Regions from separate parts of the Homo sapiens genome. Here region 1 is linked to region 2. A link is a loop called in an ENCODE intact Hi-C map of the cell type or tissue named here. Cell type or tissue: chondrocyte. All regions are shown on one strand. Links, peaks and the distances in the headings refer to the core of each region. The heading gives the core; the rest is flanking DNA. Region 1 holds the start of LOC107984308 (a long non-coding RNA gene). Region 2 has its middle 41 kb from the start of AKIP1.

Evidence for each region. Hi-C counts contacts between places; a loop is a spot of excess contacts. Peaks named below come from ENCODE experiments on the same cell type or tissue, not always from the same donor. Only the 100,000 strongest peaks of a DNase experiment are listed, where the experiment ranks them.
Region 1: a loop joins it to region 2, with 2.0 times the contacts of the local background. A loop is called at or near these places in 3 of 110 quality-filtered maps.

Annotation. Positions count from the first base shown.
Region 1 is chr11:8,714,406-8,719,776 of GRCh38, forward strand. It overlaps DENND2B (DENN domain containing 2B), which reads right to left. Exons shown (of 20, transcript NM_213618.2): 5 at 3,336-3,487; 6 at 1,198-1,413; 7 at 205-301. It overlaps LOC107984308 (a long non-coding RNA gene), which reads left to right and starts at 3,779. Exons shown (of 2, transcript XR_001748118.2): 1 at 3,779-3,883; 2 at 4,676-5,127. In chondrocyte, for the core only: no CTCF peak of the experiment used is centred there; no DNase peak of the experiment used is centred there.
Region 2 is chr11:8,867,690-8,873,060 of GRCh38, forward strand. It overlaps a transcript of DENND2B not described here. Among named protein-coding and RNA genes, the nearest start is that of AKIP1, 41 kb to the right of the region's middle. In chondrocyte, for the core only: a CTCF peak has its summit at 2,911 (motif pointing left); DNase peaks (open chromatin) are centred at 3,002, 3,462 and 3,841.

The sequences.
Region 1 (5,371 bases), core at 251-5,250, 150 kb before region 2:
TTCCCACACCCACCTCCCTGCTCAGGGCCTCACAGCCCAAAGTCTGAAGGAACCCATCCCAGACCTTTCTTCCCTGTCTGCTCCTCCCTCCTACGTGGCCATTTCCTGGCAGGGCTCTACCCTCCACAGGTAAATTGATGCCTCTCCCGTTCCTAATGCCCAAGGGCCCCAAACAGCTGAACCAGCTCTGGCACCAAAGCCTACCTCTCAGTGATGCTGTTTCAATGCTGGACATAGACAACTTTTTTAATCTCTTCTTTCCTCTCTTGGCATTGTAGATGGAGTTAATTCTTTGGACAAGCTGGGTGAGAAAAGCAGGATGGGTGAGGTAACCTTAACACCAGCTGCCCTACTTCCAAGAAGGCTGAGTAGGAGCCCATCCCTGCCCTTAATGGTACAAGCTTTCTGCATTGCACCCGCTGGGTCCAGGACTGGTCTAACTGCAGAACCGACCTCAAGTGGTGACTCACCAGCCATGCATGGTAGCTCTCCATATACCTAGTCCCCCAGGAGTGGTCTCCTGCCCCAAGACAAGGACACTAAACTTAGCTCCCCAGAGGAAGGAACTGTGATCAAACTAGACAGGATGGTAGCTCCTGGGTCCCAAGAGTCATTGAACCAACTGAGACAAAGAGCCTCTGAGATGCAATAACAGGAACAAGGATTCTAGCCTTTCCCCTCTGGGCCATAACCTGGGGCCCCGACAGGAAGAAGCTAAATTCCCAATATACCCAAGCATTGTTTGCAGGTTAAAAATACCATCTGGCTAAATCCTGCTGCGTTGGGCTGGGGATTTGGGCCTGGCTGCCTATGTGTGAAAATCATTGCTGAAAATTCTTCAATGCTGAGAGTTATAGGAAGAACCCTTGTTTGAGTCCTAGGTCCTTGAAAGCCTGGAAATGCTTATGTGTGCGGATACCCCAAAATTCATACACCACACTTACTAATGGGGAACCTCGGCTAGACTTTCCTTCCTCTAACATCTGAGCACCAAGGTCAGTTAATGCATCTTTATTGATAAGAAAGGGGAATTAATCAGATGAAAAAGAGGCCAGTGCACGGACCCAGAATTTATTCAAAGGGAATCGAGGAAGCAGTCCAGATTAGGGAAGGAAGGAAGCCAGGAAAGAGAGAGAAAGGCTGGCTGCCTGCCCGCCCACCTGCCCGGCTCCAGTGGGCTGCCTCTGGGGAGGGTACCTTGGGAATGCGGCGGGCCCGGCGGCTGGACAGCAGCTCGCTGGTGGTGCTGAGGCTGTCTTCATTGAGGCTGGAGGGTGAGGACGGCAGACTCAGCTGAGCCAGCAGCAGCATGTCGTCATGGCTGTGCCTCTTGGGTAATCGTGGCAGCCGGTGGCTCTTCCTTTCTGACCAGTTCCCACTGCGCAGGGACTGGCTGTTGGGTTTCAGGGAAAGCTGGCGTGGGGGAGAGGACGTGCGAGAGGGGCTTGCCACAGAGGCCTTGGCCAGTGTCTGTCTGCTGGGATGGGGACACAGAGGCCAAGGGCCGGCATCCCTGGATCCCCGCCATCTTGCCCTGGAACTTCCATCCCTCTCTTAAGACTTTAGCTGCTAATCAGCCAGGTCAGGGATAGATTAGATACTTGCCTTCCCTAAAGGAAGCTTCACTACTGCCAGCAAAAAACGAAAGCAGAGGCTAAAAACACCTGTGCTCTCATCTGAGTGGAAAAAGAAGACTAAGTGGGAATTTTGCGGGGGTCCTCCTGAGCTATGGGACAAGAATTACTGGGCCTGGGTGATGGAACCAGTCTTCCGGACCTCTGCTCCCGAGCCAATCCTAAAAGGTTTCTGACAGCAGAGGCCATAACCTACTGGCCAGCCTGCTGGGCTGGGAGATCCTGCAGCCTGGCCCTCCTAACTGCTCCCATGGAGAACACAGGGGCTCTGGGCTCTGACCACCAAAGCTGGGCCAGGCAGGCCTCACACTGAATTGGATCCCATACCCACAAGGCCCTGGCTGCCCTCTCCCCAGCCCTGATCTACTCTCTGCCTCTCTCCATATGCGCTGACCTCTCATCCCAGGGCACCATCCTTGTCGCGGACCCTGTCAGGAGGCAAGTATCCCACAGACACCCAACCACTGTCTGGTTCTGGAATTGCCTCTCCTCACTCCTCAGCAAATCCTCCTTCCTCCACAGCCCCCAATTTCCTGTTCTCACCCAATCAATCTGGCAATGCAAACTCAGGGGAAGCCTGTTTGAAAAGAGTCCTAATTAGAGGGTAAATCTTTTTTTTTTTTTTTGAGACGGAGTCTCGCTGTGTCGCCCAGGTAGGAGTGCAGTGGAGCGATCTTGGCTTACTGCAACCTCCGTCTTCCGAGTTCAAGCAATTATCCTGCCTCAGCCTCCCAAGCAGCTGGGACTACAGGCGTGCGCCATCATGCCCAGCTAATGTTTGTATTTTTAGTAGAGATGAGGTTTCACTGGCCAGGCTGGTCTTGAACTCCTGACCTCAGATGATCTGCCCACCTTGGCCTCCCAAAGTGCTAGGATTACATGCGTGAGCCACCACTCCCAGCTATGGGGTAAATCTTTTATAAAAACAAACACCTTATTCCAAAGGCAGAAGAAATCATTTTTATATTATCATTTTATATTATCTGGCCAATGCTATATAATATCCAGGTCCTTCCATTTGCAAAGAGAATTAGAGTTACCTGGGGAGGTCAGAGAAGCCTCTCCACCTGCCTCCTGACATCCTGGACAAGGACAGAAGGAGCTGAAGTCCAAGAGCTTCCTTTGGCTTTTCACCTTTCCTGTCATTCTGCCTTCTCCCCATCCATTCCTTAAAGATTCATGCTTACTCTCTCCCACAGGACTGGCTCCAGGTGTCACAGACACCTGTCTGGCTCTCCAAATGTGGTTTGGGGACCTACACCTAGCCCCCTAATGCCAGTACTGAGATGACTTCTGGCAGAGTTGCAGAATGCCAAGACTCCCACTAGGGCCCTGTCTTCCTGTTTCCCACAGGGTGATAAATAATCAGAGAGGAGACTGCAAGGGCTCCTGGCTGAGTTTTGCAGCTCAGAGCTTGTGTAGGAAGGGAAAGAAGATAGGACAGGATGCCCCTCAGAGCAGGTGCCAATTGTCCACAGAGGTTTCAACATGGTGGACATCCTTGAGTGCACAGTCCTTTGCTGAGGAGACCTCCTTTATCAGACGAGATCGGGCACGTTCAGGGTGGTATGGCCGTAGACCCTTTATCAAGTACTAGTGAGGGTAAAAGCCTGAGTGGAAGCTGGGCCCAAGTCTTGGAAGAGCAGGCCCCCACTGTGGCCCTCACGCTAACCCTACAGGCCGATGTCAGGGCTGAGTTACCTGTGTGGGCGGGCTGTTGTACTTCCTGTCCTGAGGACTCCACATCCTGTGCAAAGAGTCCAAGGAGTTCTCAGACAGTTGCTGGGATTTTCGTCCTGCTCTTCGGCTCTTTAAGTCCACATCCTCATATGGATTCTCCTTGGGCAGATCTCCTGCAGAGGAGGAAGAGTTAGAGAAGGGGGAGAAGGGAAGAAGGAAACACACGAACTCACACACACACAAATAAACAAGCAGAATTCCTGTGAACCAAAGAGAATGGCTTCTGCCTGGCCCCTCAGCTCATGAGTCATGCAGCTGCCCGTCTGCAGTGGGGAGGCTACAAACAGATCCTGGCTCCAAGTCCAGAAGCAGACCCACCCCCCCACCCCCCCCAACCCCCCACCCCCAGCCCAGCTCAGCCTGGCCTCTGCTTTATAAATTCAGGGATTGCACAAGACTGGCTCAGCCACCCCTGCCTGTGCCCAGCCAGAGGACAAAGCCAGCAACAAGAGTCTTTCCTTGGCTCCCTTCCCTCTGCTGCAAACACCCCAGAGATAACACAGTTCAAGGTAGGAAGGGTTTTCAGGTCACATGGCTGTCCCTTCACCCAACTCTCAGGGGATCTCCCTGGGGACCTACTTTGGAGGGTGGGCATGGAGGAACTCACAGAACCGTAGGGAGCAGGGCTTCGCCAGGCCCCCTTCTCACCTACGATGCCGTTCAACAAGTCTTTTAGGGCAGGGTTTTGTGTTGTTCACTGAGGCAACCTCGGAACGGAACAGTGATTAGCAAGGAGGAAGTGTTCAGTAATGATCTGTTCGATGACTCTCCTACTGTAGTGTCTATTCCCTCTACCGCTGATCTCAGCAAAAAGAGAACCATCAACACTCCCCTTTTGGAACAAACTCTCCTGCTGTGACACAGGGGAGGTGTGAAAGGCTTGGAAGGAGTCTGGGCCAAAGGGTGGGGGTGAGGGGAGTTCTTGCTTCTCAGGACTAGTTCTAAAATCTCTGGCAGCGGGCATTGTATTGGCATTACCAGAAAATCTCAGAAAAGTCCAAAACAGAATCCCTGCCCTTGAAGATGTTGAGTGGCACTCCTTTCCACAAGCTGTATCTCCTGCCCCCACCCCTCCAACACACACATTTTCTAAAATAGAGTAACACCATGGGCCGGGTCAGTCCTAGCTCAATCCTGGTGGCAGAATCCGTGGGGTGAACAGGTCCCTGGGGAACTCAGAACACAGCCCTCTCTGCACCCCTTTCCCTATTTTCCTGCTGCAGAGCAGGACTCACTCCAGCACCTCTGCTCAGCAGCAGGATTGAGCCTGGGTGCCACTGAGTCCCACACTTGTTCTACAGATGTCTGAATGTGCCTTACGCCCCAGAGGAACTCAGACCCCACTCCTCAGGAAGCAGGCAGAAGAAGGAGCTGGAGGACGAGGAACAAAGGCTGCTGAGAGTGAAGCTTTCCTAGAGAGGACACGGGAGAAGAGCCAATCCCTATATGCTTGCAGATTCCTCCATTTCCAAAGTGGAGCTCCCTCCACATTGTGGCATCTACTTATGCAGAACCACAACGAATTTAGGAAATGCTCTAACAGAGTTAGGGTGTGGGTGTGAAGGAGGGATTTCAGTGACAGCTAAATAGACTGCAGTGGGAGCAATATAAATCTCTGTAAACTTATGAGTCAAAGATGGGTCACTGGGATTTGGGACTGGATTAAGTGATTCCCAACTCCAAGCAGAGTCCCCAGCAATGGAACAGACCTTTTCCTGTAACACAGTCATGCTATTAAAATGACTTGTCTCCATTCCAGAGCCCTGACTAAGCGGAGCTGGCCCAGCAGCCCTGTCGCAAGAAGCCAAATAGCAAACCCGGCACCCCCTGCATGTTTTCTCCAGCCTACCCCACTGTGGGGCACTTAGGGAGGTGTTGGGGATGGATTCTCTACTTCTTGATCCTTCCCCAACATATGCCCTGCAGGAGTGAGGAGGTGGGGGAACTAAGAAGGGAGAATGCCAGGACACAGTCTTCTGATCCCCTAAAACAGGACC
Region 2 (5,371 bases), core at 282-5,281:
CTCCCACCTTAGCCTCCTGAATAGTTGGGACCACAGGCACATGCCAACATGCATGATTAATTTTTGTATTTTTTGTAGAGACAGGGTTTCACCATGTTGCCCAGGCTGGTCTCCAACTCCTGAGCTCAAGCAATCTGCCTGCCTCTGCCTCCCAAAATGCTGGGATTACAGGTGTGAGCCACAGCACCTGGCCAAAATTCAGCATTTTTAAGAAATAAGAGAATATGAGAGGAAAAGGCACATCAACTTACCTAAGATGTTTAGGGCGAGGAAAAGCTTTTAAACAAATTACAACATTGATCTACCTCTCAGGGTAGTCATGAAAGAAAAAACCAAAGCATTGCGAAACATGGGGGAACATAAAGGACAAACCAGCAGTGGCATTGATCCACATACACATTCCATTTCAGCGTATGCCTGGTAAGATTCAGCTCTTTTCTGATCCAGAGCAGCCCCGTGGTCACTCCAACTAGCTCTTTACCCAGTGAACCAAGCTACTCGCTGCAGGGTACAGTAAGTGAGACAGGAATTGAAACACCCAGATATCCTGGCTACATTTCCTTTTTGAACCTCCTCATTAGGAATTATGACTTGCACATGACTTGTGATGAGCATGTCACATTCCTGTACATAGATGTCACCTTAATCTTCTAAAATCACTGCTTTACCCATAGCTCCTTTTCTCAAAAATCTTTAAAACCTAAACAATGTCTACAGGATAAAGTTCCAGCCCTTGAGCCAGAATTCAACCTGACCACAGTTCGGCTTCCACTGGACCTCCCACTGCTCTTTGGAGAAGGCAGCTGTGAAAGCACCCATGTTAGTCTGAGAGCCAGGCATTGGAATTCCAGCTCTGCCACTTTACCACTTGTGTCATCCCAAGCCAGTTACGTATCTTTTTGATCTTGTCTTTTTAAAAACAAGAATTCCCTCATCTTTAAAACAAGAGCAACAATACCTATGTCACAACACTGAAGGATGAAAGAGAGAGCTGGCAGGTGGCATAGAGCAGATGCTATTACTTTTCTCTCTAGGTCCAGTCCAAATGGTCTGCTCTCCATTCTCTTGAAAGCTTTCCCCAGCAACTCTCCACCAGTTTCAGAAGCATACTTTGCTTCAAGGCTCTCCCCTCTTCTATGAAACCGCCCTGCCTCAGAATCATTTTCTCCTTGAGCTTTATAATTCTTAGATTCTAAGCCAAGTTTGTCCAACCTGCGGCCCATGGGCCGCCCAGGACGGCTCTGAGTGTGGCCCAACACAAATTCGTAAACTTTTAAAAATATTATGATTTTTTATGCGATTTATTTTAAGCTCATCAGCTATCCTTAGAGTCAGTGTATTTTACATGCGGCCCCAGGCGATTCTTCTTCCAGTGTGACCCCGGGAAGCCAAAAGATTGGACATTCCTGTTCTAAGCCAATTGATCTGAAATTATCCTTCACTCAAATGTCACTTCTCTTTCCCCAAGGAGTCCACAAACTCAAGACCAAGGATTTCCCTAATTACCAAGCCAATCCAATCTAAGCGTTCAGTAAAAAAATACTTTTAAGGTAAGAGTTGCCTTGGAGTTGTCTACCAAAATGGGTGCCCTTCTGGCCCAATTAGGGGATAACATTTCCCATACATACACTTGAACAATTTTTCTTCCCCCTATCTTGGGGAGTTTTTCCAAAGGTAATATTTGCCAGATAGCCTGGGCCCAGTGGCTCACGCCTGTAATTCCAGCACTTTGGGAGGCCCAGGCGGGTGGATCACCTCAAATCAGGACTTTGAGACCAGCCTGGCCAACATGGGGAACCCCATCTCTACTAAAAATACAAAAATTAGCCAGACGTAGTGGCAGGCGCCTATAATCCCAGCTACTCGGGAGGCTGAGGCAGGAGAATTGCTTGAACCCAGGAGGCGGGGGTTGCAGTGAGCCGAGATTGCGCCACTGCACTCCAGGGACAGAGAGAGACTCCGTCTCGAAAAAAAAAAAGAAAAAAATTTTTTAAATAAAAAATATATGCCAGATAAATAAAAAGGAGGGTTACATCTATGTTAGTCACCTAGGAACTCTCTGCCAGACCAGCAGAATTTAAGAAGCCTTCACTTCATGCATTCAACAGGCTCTTCTTGAGTTCTGGCCTTGTGCGGTCCTTAATTCAGCAAGGGAGATAGGCTGTGAACAATTCAGTCTCTATCTTGGATTAGCTTTCTGGACCCCAGATTACGTCTAACCTTTTAGAAACCCCTAATTCTGGCAAAAAAAAATCAATTAAGGGATTCACCTTCTGAAAAATATTAAAACAAAACAATGCAGCCCTTTGGGTTTTAACCCTGTGGCCCCATCCCAAAATGGCCAGTTGCAGTGTGTGCAGCTAAGAGGTAGCTGAAAACAGTCTTGCAGATGGGATAATGACCTCTTTGCCATTCCCAAGACCCTGCTATCCAAACAGCAGAAACACCTGGTTGGTAATAAAAGCAAGAGCTGGACTAAGGCTGTACTAAGGCAAATTTTCTCACTTAATGAAGAAGTTATTTTATTCATATTAATCATCAACTACTTTCATATAAAGATCCCAGGAAAATGCAATAAGCCCTCTTTAGAAACACTTGAAAACATTGTCTCTTGAACTCTACTCAGTTACTAAATTATTGGATAACGTGCCATAAACGTTGACTAGAGTGTGGACCCTTTAATACTTAGTGCGTGTCTGCACAAGGGCAAAAAGTGAACCATCCACAAATAAACATAGTTTAACTTGTTGCAGTAATAGCATGCAAAGTTAATTTTCCTTTGTTTGAGTTCCGTGTGTCTGTGTGTGTTGTGCGTGTGTATGTGTGTGTGTGTGTGCGCGCGCGCGCGCGCGTTCTTCAAGGAGCCTGCATACAAGCTGCAACAGCTCCAGGTAGGAGCTCGAATGCCGCCACCGAGAGGCAAGGCGGTGCGCAGAGCCAGCTCCCAGGACGTCCCGAGATCGGGTCTCCGCTCGGCACCAGGCAGCTCTTCACCGCCGGACTCTGGCCGCGAGGTTCCCCACCCCCAACCGCGCGGCCCCCGCCGGGCCGGAAAGCAGAGCCGGCGGCTACTGACCGCCCGGGAGGGCGGACCCCACCAGCCCCGCTCCTCTGCGCCTGCGGCGGCCCCCACGCGCGTACTCACGGAGCTGGACACCGCTGCCGGGGCCGGGAGTCGGGAGCAGAGGGAAAAGGGCTGGGAGGGCAGGGGCGGGACCGGGCGCGCACGCGGGAACCGGGGCCACCCGGCCCGGAGGCGCTTACCTCTGCGTTCCCCAGCCGGGCCGGGCGCGGCGCCTGGATGGGGTCTCGCCGGGAGCCGCGCGGCCCGGAGGAGGAGCCGCTCCTGCAGAGAGGGCGGGCGGCGGGCAGGCATCCGCGCCCCGGGCTGCGGCCGGGCTGCAGGGAGAGAGAGGGGAGGGAGCGCAGATTTGAGTGGAGGGGGCGTGGAGGATGTGCGCCTCCACCCAAGACAGAGAGGGTGGGCTGCTGGAGCCCGGCGGAGGGGAGCGCTCGGAGGCGCCGGAGGCAGCGAGAAAGCCGCGCCGAGAGTGTGCGAGGGAGGGTGGGGGACAGGGGTGAGGGAGGCGGGGGCCGGGGGCAGCAGGGAGGAGAAGTTGGCCCCCAAACTGGACGGCCCTCACCTCCTCACCATCCGACCAAGAGTTGTCTGGGTCTGGAGCAAAGCACAACGGGGTCTGAAACTTTATGTCATTTTCTCATACACACGTGACCCCCCTGGAGTCCAGATGGTTTCAATCACTGGAGGAAAAAAGCGGCTCTTCTGGTATGCGTGAAAAGCCGGAGCTGGGAGAGTCTGGGAAAAGCTGCCTGCACCGCCCGCCGGCCTTCAAACAAACCGATGAGCTCTTTCCCTTCTCCCAGTTCTCGGGCCTCGGGGGAGCCCTACAAAACCCAAATGAAATTCAAAGAAGCTACTTTTGGTACTGCAGCAGCAGCAGAACTCCCAAAGCACTAGGGTTCCAAGGAGCCTGGTCTCAACCGAAAGCTCCAAAAGGGATTCTGAAATTTTACTTTAAATACTCCACTGGTTTGCAAAAACAAAAACTAGAAAAGGGTGCCATTTAATAATAAAGCAATGGAATAACAGCACTGAGAATCTGTGATTTATTAGTGGAATTTGAAGGAAATCATTAGCCCAGTATAACAATCAACTTGGAAAAGAAAAATGTAAATTACTTAAGATCCAAACCCATACTTAGTGAGATGTTAGGAAATCGTGTAATCCATTTTTTACTCACGTAAATCACTGTAAATAAAATTTGATAATAGAAATGCACAACAGCAGCAATGAAAATTGACTTTTGAAGTTTCAGTTTTACATTGACTTTACAAATTTACATTTCTAAGGAACCAGTGTGTATGAACATAAGCAGGCTCCAAGGCCAGGACATGTTCCAAAATCCAAGCCAGTTCAATTGTCACATATCCTAAAGAGGTATTTACTCAGCTGCAGGGCAAGCATCAAAAATAATGAGTTTAAGATACATCCTGAGGCCGGGCGCGGTGGCTCAGGCCTGTAATCCCAGCACTTTGGAGGCCAAGGTGGGCGGATCACTTCAGGTCAAGAGTTCAAGACCAGCCTGGCCAACATGGTGAAACCCCATCTCTACTAAAAATACGAAAGTTAGCAGGAGTGGTGGCAGGCGCCTGTAATCTCAGCTACTAGGGAGCCTTGAGGCAGGAGAATCCCTTGAACCCAGGAGGCAGAGATTGCAGTAAGCCAAGATCGCACCACTGCATTCCAGCCTGGGCAACAGAGTGAGACTCCGTCTAAAAAAAAAAAAAAAAAGAAAAAAAAAGATACATCCTGGAAATAATTTAACTTGGTCAAGATCGAACACAAGTAATGGCAAGAACCAAACTGATAAAGTCTACTGTTCCTTTGCCAAAAAAGGATATTACACAGGAATTACTAGTATTAACTCTTTGTCTCCAAAATACTGAGGCCAAAGGACAGTTTGGCCTTTCTAGCAGAAGGCCTTATATGCGGTGTGATGCAGTCTGCGCATGAAAAATAAATCAATTCCTCGTTGAGTTGCTTCTACATTAGGAAAGCCCAAGATTTCAGCTGTTGTTGAGGCACATTGAAAACACAAAGGCCAAAAATCAGCACAGGTTTTACTCCAAAAATCAGAACAGTTTTACTTTAATCAGAACAAGTTTTTCTCCAAACTCACAATCTAAGTGAGTTTCTACTCTAGTTCACTGAAGTGCTTGAACACCTCAGGAGACCTGGGCCATATTTGGATGAACTTAGCCCTCTCCAGTCTTTTCCAATCTCTCCAATCTCAAATTAGGATGGTTCTGCCCCAAACGTGGAACAAGAGAACTCATGAATGTAAAGGCA